Linked DNA regions of Homo sapiens: region 1 is linked to region 2. A link is an interaction called in ENCODE POLR2A ChIA-PET data of the cell type or tissue named here. Cell type or tissue: K562. All regions are shown on one strand.

Region 1 (4,000 bases), 120 kb before region 2:
ACTAAAAATACAAAAATTAGCCGGGGGTGGTGGTGAATACTTGTAATCTCAGCTACTTGGGAGGCTGAGGTGGGAAAATCGCTTGAACCCAGGAGGTGTAGGCTACAGTAAGCCAAGATTACACCACTGTACTCCAGCCTGGGCAACAGAGTGAGACTCCATCTCATAAATAAACAAACAAACAAAAAAAGCTGCTTACAATACAAATTCTCATTTACAAACCTCTAGACAACAGAAGGCCCTCTGCAATATAACTACATCATTAAACTTTTCATACTGCCATCAGATTGCGAGTACCTTTACGTGTCAAAGAGTACACTAATTTAGGAATAATTTTTGTCTGCAAGTAAGATAAAAAGAAGACTAACAGGTTGGTTTCTTAGGTCAAACACCTCAGAAACCATAAGATGAATAACTTCTTTTTTAGGGGAGCACAAGTCAAAAATAGGCATTTCTCTCATATATATAGTGTTTGCATTAACCTTCTAAAGGTTACTTTATGTTTCTTATTAATGTTCCCACCAAAGCCATTTTAAAATATATTTCATGAAATTATAAAAAGGATAGTAATAAGTAAGAGAGGAACAGATGAGGCAGTAACAAACAGCCAATTCCCAGGCCGATTAAAACTTTAATTTGGCCCAGGACTTCTTGCACACCAGATGTGACTCTGCGCAAAGATTTTTCAGGACAGCTCTTCCTGAAATGAAATGAGCATTGTTACTGTGACTTAAAACTAGTTTTAGGGCCAGGTGCAGTGGCTCATGCCTGTAATCCCAGCACTTTGGGAGGCTGAGGTGGGTGGATCACCTGAGGTCAGGAGTTCGAGAACAGCCTGGCCAACATGGTGAAACTCTGTCTCTACTAAAAATACAAAAATTAGTTGGGGGTAGTGGTGGGCACCTGTAATCCCAGCTACTCAGCAGACTGAGGCAACAGAATCACTTGAACCTGGGAGGCAGAGGTTGTGGTGAGCTGAGATCATGCCATTGCACTCCAGCATGGGAGAGAGGAACAAAACTCTGTCTCAAAAACAACAACAACAAAAAACAAAACAAAACCAACTAATTTTAGCACAGGCTTAACCCTAAGAACTTAATTACAGCTCACACTTGTAATCCCAGCACTTGGGGAGGGCGAGGCAGGTGGCTCAAGAGGTCAGGAGTTGGAGACCAGTCTGACCAACATGGTGAAACCCTGTCTCTACTAAAAATACAAAAATTAGGCAGGCGTGGTAGTGTGCACCTGTAATCCCAGCTACTCAGGAGGCTGAGGCAGGAGAATCGCTTGACCTGGGAGGCAGAGGTTGCAGTGAGCCGAGATCGCACCATTGCACTCCAGCCTGGGCAACAGAGCAAGACTCCGTCTCAAAAAAAAAAAAAAAAAAGCCATTAATACCATTTTTCCCTGTTCCTACTTCCTGTATAATTGCAGAACATCAATGCTATCTTAAAGTTTAAAATGAAAGGTTTTATGACCTGATAAGATCTGTGATTTTGCATGAGCATTGTGAGGTAGTACAAGATTAACTAGAAAAATAAGAGAACAGAAGTAGGGAAAAGCATGTGAATATTTAATGCCCATCTACACAGATACCAGACATCTAAGATGAGCAACCTCAGTTCTCACCCTTCATAGACTGTATTCTAGCTCCTCACACAAGGTCTTGTATGTGGTGGCTCAAAAGTGTGTCAAATAAATCACATGATATAGTGAGTGTTAAAACAGAAATACAAATGAGTCAGTAGAAGAGCTTGGATACGGAGGGTAGTGAATTTGGGCACAAGCAGCACTTGAAGTGAGTCCTGACGGATGAACAGAGGAGAGAATAAAAGGCATTTTCTATTTTTAAAAAATACTAATTTGAACAATGATATGGATAAATGATAGAAAATGCACAGGATGTGATATACTGTGGGTAGACCCATATAATCGGAGCACATAGTGTGTGGGAAGAAACAGAAGAAAAGCCATAAACATCCACTAAGCTAAGGACAGGTTATGAATAATATCCAATGCCAGGTCCCCACTCTGAGGTATGTACCTGTGGGTACTTGGAAGTGTGCCAAGGCCTTTGTGCACTAAGCTACAGGACAAGTAAGATACACTTTTCTTGGATCCTAATTTTCATTTGAAGATTTGGATAAAGTCTTTTTATTTACATAAAAACAAACCTACTATATTATAGAAATTGTGCATAGATTTCTTTTGAAGAAAAAGATGCAGTCAGGCGCAATGGCTCACGCCTGTAATCCCAGCACTTTGGGAGACCAAGGTGGGTGGATCACCTGAGGTCAGGAATTCGAGACCAGCCTGACCAACATGGAGAAACCCCCGTCTCTACTAAAAATACAAAATTAGCCAGGTGTGGTGGTGCATGCCTGTAATCTCACCTAATTGGGAGGCTGAGACAGGAGAATAGCTTGAACCCAGGAGGCAGAGGTTGCAGTGAGCGGAGATCACACGACTGCACTCCAGCCTGGGCAACAAGAGCAAAACGCCATCTCAAAAAAAAAAAAAAAAAAAAGCAAGAGTTCAAAGAAATCCTGGGCACTTACATATTTGTTTCTTCCACAAGAAGTCTTGAGGAGTCTCATCATTCAGTGTGCAACCTTTTTCTTTTTTCTTTTTTTTGAGACAGAGTCTCGCTCTGTTGCCCATGCTGGAGCGCAGTGGCATGATCTCAGCTCATTGCAACCTTTGCCTCCATGGTTCAAGCGATTCTCCTGCCTCAGCCTCTGGAGCGGCTAGGATTACAGGTGCGCGCCAACATGACCAACTAGTTTTTGTATCTTTAGTAGAGACGGGGTTTCGCCATGTTGGCCAGGATGGGCTCGATCTCTTGACTTCATGATCCGCCTGCCTTGGCCTCCCAAAGTGCTGGGATTACAGGTTTGAGCCACCGCTCCCAGGCTCAGTGTGCAACCTTTTCCTTATTTTTCCTGCATTTAGCTGGGCAGCCGCTTTTCACAGTGCAGTTGACTTTCAACTAAATTTTCCATTTTTAGCCCCTTCTGCATCCCACCTTTGTGAAGTTCCTAGTGTCTCCAATTCCTAAGCCTATCTGGTATATTTTATAGCATTAACCGGCCTGCCCCTTCAGGCACTCAGCCTTGTCTGGAGTGCTAAGTCAGTTACCACCTAACCATCTGTGTTTCAGCTTCCAAAATTTTGTTAACATTTCTCAGTCTGTTTTCACTTTCTCTTCCATTTTTTTGGTTCCTTGTGGTTTTATGCCTTTTTGTTTACCAAAAAAAAAAAAAAAAAAAAAAAAAGCCCTTTTCTAAATATACTTTCTAGTCTTAAGACTAAGCCAGCACCCAATTTCATAAACTTCTACCTATAATTATTTATGCATATATTTTTTACTTCCACTCGGCAGTAAATTTCCAGAGGACAGTAACGTTTAATTCATCTTTTTATCCCTAGAAACAAACATAGTATCTGACATTCAGTAGGTAAGAGATGCTAAAGTGAACAACTTGACTTGATATATGTAGAAAGTTCTTGTGAGAAAGTTCTTGGGTGATAAAAAAGAAAGGCTAGTTTAGAATAAGATTATAGATAATCCTAAATGCAAATATAGGAGTTTTAACTTCATTCTTCGGTTTGCTGTGAACGAAGGGGAAAAGCAAATGGTGAAAGTTGTATTTTTACAATATTAATCTGACAACTATATGAGAACAAATGTTTAAAAATCTGAAGAAATGGAATAGTTCCTGGAAACATACATACAACCTACCAAGATTGAGTCAGAAGAAATAGAAAACCTGAAGAGAATAACAAGTAATAAGATGGAAGCAATGATAAAGACTCCCCCAGCAAAGAAAAAGCCCAGGACCTGATGGCTTCACTGCTGAATTCTATCCAACATTGAAAGAAAAAATATAAATTCTTTTCAAACTATTTCAAAAAACCAAAGAGGAGGGGAATAATACTTCTAAACTTATTCTGAGTCCAGCATTACACTGATACCAAAACCAGGCCAGGATAAAACAAA
Region 2 (4,000 bases):
CTGGGGTCAAATCTGCAGTAAGCTGTGATTGCACCACTGCACTCAAGCCTGGGCAACAGAGTGAGACCCTGTCTCAAAAAAAAAAAAGAAAAAAGAAAAGAAAAAGAAACTTAGTCTAGTGGTACAGGGTATAAGTTACTCTAAAAAAATTCATCAACTTCTATTTCCTTTTATCTGAAGAGATAGAAATAGTAAATGTTTTCTAATGAAATGTTTATAATAGGGAGAAATTTGAATTGACTTTAAAACCCATGAAGTCCTAAACAGTGTTCACCTTTATGTTCTTAATTAAATCTTGTAGCGTTAATCTCCCTGTCTGCCAAATTTCCTACTGAAAGGAATGAGGCACCAGATGGCAGGGCATTTTCTCATCTACTCCACGCACAGAAGGAGCAGCGTGAAGCTATTTCCTTTGCCGGGTTTCACTCCTACTCTCCCAAAGACAGTATTAGGAGCTGCAAAGTTGGAGAAAACCCACAGACATCATACTCAAACAAACAAACAAACAAAAAAGAGTAAGGAAGAAAGGAAAAACAAGCAAACAAAAACAAAAACATTTTTATTAAAGTTTAGTAGACATTGCAATGAGCACTCAGCACTGTTAACGATTGTTCAAACCCTTAATCTACTAAGGGGGCTTTTAAATAGCCTCTAACAATATTTAAATAGCCTCTGTTATTATTAAGAAAAATAATAGCTGGGCGTGGTGGATCACGTCTGTGTTCCCATCACTTTGGGAAGCTGAGGCAGGCAGATCATGAGGTCAGGAGTTTGAGATCAGTCTGGCCAACATAGTGAAACCCCATCTCTACTAAAAATACAAAAAAATTAGCTGGGTGTGGTGGCGTGCACCTGTAATCCCAGCTACTCAGGAGGCAGAGGCAGGAGAATCGTGTGAACCCGAGAGGCGGAGGTTGCAGTGAACCAAGATCACACCGTTGCACTGCAGCCTGGGCAACAGTGCAAGACTCTGTCTCAAAAAAAGAAAGAGAAAGAAAAAGGAAAATACTAAACCAAAAAACAAAAATTGATAGGCTGGCTGTGGTGGCTCATGCCTGTAATCCCAGTAGGAGGATTGTTTGAGCCCAGGAGTTTGAGACCAGCTTAGGCAACATAGTGAGACCCCCATCTCTACAAAAAATAGAAAAAAAAGCCCGGCGTGGTGGCATGTACCTGTAGCCCCAGCTACTTTGGAGGCTGAGGTGGGAGGATTGCTTAAGCCCCATAAGTGGAGGATGTAGTGACCAGTGATTGCACCACTGCACTCCAACCTGAGCAACAAAGAGAGGCCCTGTCTAAAAAAAGAAAAGAAAAGAAAAATAGGCTTGAAGATAAGGTGTGTCGGTCCTTAACTCCAAGGCTTGAAATTCCCTTCCATGAGACCTCCCCCCCACCTCTACCCTAGCCGGCCAAAAGGCCCAGCCTCTCTTATTATATCACAGGGCAAGGAAGAAATTCGGGCGTGAGTACCTCAAGAAAAAGAAATTCATGGCAAGCCAGGGGCTTGCAGGTGCCAGGACTGATCCCCTAACTTTAGGAGGGCTCTTCTTACCTTTCCTCGATGAAACTGATGTCGAATTAGTGGCAGAGGTGGAAGAACCAAGCACCTTTCTGGGGGCTCGAGCAGCCACCACTGTGAAGAGAGGCAAAAAAGGGTGTTCAGAAGGGGCAGGAGGGTTCCGACACCGAGTCCTGGACCCCAGCAGCTTGGAGAGGAGAGCCTGGCGATCCAGAACAGCAGGATAACCTTACCCTGCCCCTGCGACTTCCTCTTCTAGGTAAAGGGGCCAGGCGGCTACTCCCTGGCTAGCTAGATGAGTTTGGCGCACAGGGCCCAGGGGGACCTCTGGCGTCTGTCGCCCGTGGCCAGGCTGCCGGGAGGACCCCCCCGCCCTCCAGTACCACACTCGATCGCCTCACCTTTTCTGTAAGTGCCTGGAACACTGTCTGCTTTAGTCCGCACCATGTTCAAACAAGAAGAGAGGAGAGGAGAGAACGAACTGACTTCCCAGCCGAGGGTGTTTCACTGGACAAGGACCCGAAAACTATCCCGCCACAGTTTATATTGGTCTCTTTCCCGCGCGCTCCAAGGTCTCTCCCGAGCCACCGCTCCCATTGGTTCCGCGCCGTTCCCCCTGAACCAATTGCCAATGCCCAGTGGTGACAGCGGCGAGGCTTCTTGCAGCGCGAATCCGTCCATCAACACGCAAAGGCCTAGGATTCGTAGGCGCCCCAGGTGGGCGGTACCAGGACTCTCCAGGGGTACCCGACTAGTGGGTGCTAAGTTTCTGAACTACAGAAATGAGCCTGCTTAGAAAAGAAAACCTAGCAAAGACAGCGAATTACAAACGATCTTCAAAAGTTACTATAGCTTTAAGTCCATAATGATTGACTCCTGGAGGTGAAACCTGAAATTAAGCGGACTTTTTGATGCAAATCAAAATTAAAAGAACTTGAGAACTTTCCTTTAGTCCCCCAGGCATGAACTCTTTGTACAGCATCCATACTAAAACAATTCTATGGAATGGGGAAAAGGAAGCTAATACAACTTGTTTACAAGGGTTTTTTTAAATGTCTTTAGGATGATGTGAGACTAAACAAAAACTAGGGGGATTGTATATACATACACACATAAAAAGAAACTAATAAAACGTCTTCTTGAGAACCGAATGGTGTCAGAGCTCCTAAATAATCTGCCAAATCTGCCAGGAGCGGGGACTCATGGCTGTAATCCCAGCACTTTGAGAGGCCGAGGCGGGCAGATCGCTTGACCCCAGGAGGTCGAGACCAGCCTGACCAACACGGTGAAACCCGTCTCTACAAAAAATATACAAAAATTAGCCGGGTGCAGTGGCATGTTCCTGTAATCCCAACTACTCGGGAGGCTGAGGTGGGAGGATGGCTTGAGTTCAGGAGACGGGAGATTGCTTGTGCCTAGGAGGGAGAGGTTGCAGTGAGCCATAATCACACCATGCACTCCAGCCTGGGCGACAGAGCGAGATCCTGTCTCAAAAAAAAAAAAGAAAGAAAGAAAGAAAAGAAAAGAAAGAAAGAAAAGAAAAGAAAAAAGAAAAGAAAGGCAAGGCAAGGCAAGGAAATGAAATGAAACGAAACGAAACGAAAAGACCCTGCCAAATGTGGTAAGACCACATCGCTGTCACACAGTGAGCATAACTCTAGGATAAAGGGTCATAATTTTTTTCTATCTTTATGCTTACCTTCTAATTACTCACAACACCCCTGGGGAGTGATTTTCACTCTCTAAATACCATACATAAAACAGAATCGGTCAGGCATGGTGGCTCACACCTGTAATCCTAGCACTTTGGGAGGCCGAGGCAGGCAGATTGCCTGAGCTCAGGAGTTCGAGACCAGCGTGGGCAACATGGTGAAACCCAGTCTCTACTAAAATAAAAATAAAAATAAAAAATAAAAAATTAGCTGGGAGTGGCGGCATGTGCCTGTAGTCCCAGCTACTCTGGAGGCTGAGGCAGGAGAATTCCTTGAACCCGGGAGGCGGAGGTTGCAGTGAGCCGAGATCACGCTACTGCACTCCAGCCTGGGCGACAGGGCGAGTCTCCGTCTCTAAAAACAACAACAAAAAACAGGATCAGATGAACTTGCTTTGGGATGTATTCTGTTAAATGCTCACTTGAAAGGCTACTCTAGAAGTGTAAACACAGCATTAATTCTCTCCAATGAATTGCTCGAACTTAGAATTAGGCTACTCAGTACTTTAACAGAATCAACAACTGCACTCTGTAACACAGATTTAAGGAATCTAGGCAACAGGTTAAATTAACACAATAATAGAAAATGTATTGGCAATTACCTGTAGTTTTGTCTTAACCTTGGTATCTAAGGTTACAGCCAAATCAACCGGAAAAATCCACAAGACCCAGGGCATTCCTTTGTTTTTTGTCCTCATGGCCCATCTCATTGCACAGTGGTTTTTTTGTGTGTGTGTTTTTTTTTTTTTGAGATGGAGTCTCACTTCTTC

The links. Peaks named below come from ENCODE experiments on the same cell type or tissue, not always from the same donor. Only the 100,000 strongest peaks of a DNase experiment are listed, where the experiment ranks them.
Region 1: POLR2A ChIA-PET joins it to region 2 with 9 read pairs; 2 of 35 experiments call an interaction of 5 or more read pairs at or near these places.

Annotation. Positions count from the first base shown.
Region 1 is chr15:64,260,573-64,264,572 of GRCh38, forward strand. The region is part of intron 2 of CSNK1G1 (casein kinase 1 gamma 1); the gene reads right to left. Among named protein-coding and RNA genes, the nearest start is that of CSNK1G1, 94 kb to the right of the region's middle. In K562, no CTCF peak of the experiment used is centred here; no DNase peak of the experiment used is centred here.
Region 2 is chr15:64,379,406-64,383,405 of GRCh38, forward strand. PCLAF (PCNA clamp associated factor) reads right to left here and starts at 2,036. Exons shown (of 4, transcript NM_014736.6): 1 at 1,921-2,036; 2 at 1,553-1,633. The coding sequence starts at 1,966. RefSeq lists an enhancer at 1,697-2,207. In K562, a CTCF peak has its summit at 1,883; DNase peaks (open chromatin) are centred at 1,396, 1,856 and 2,156; H3K4me3 peaks cover 2,030 bases.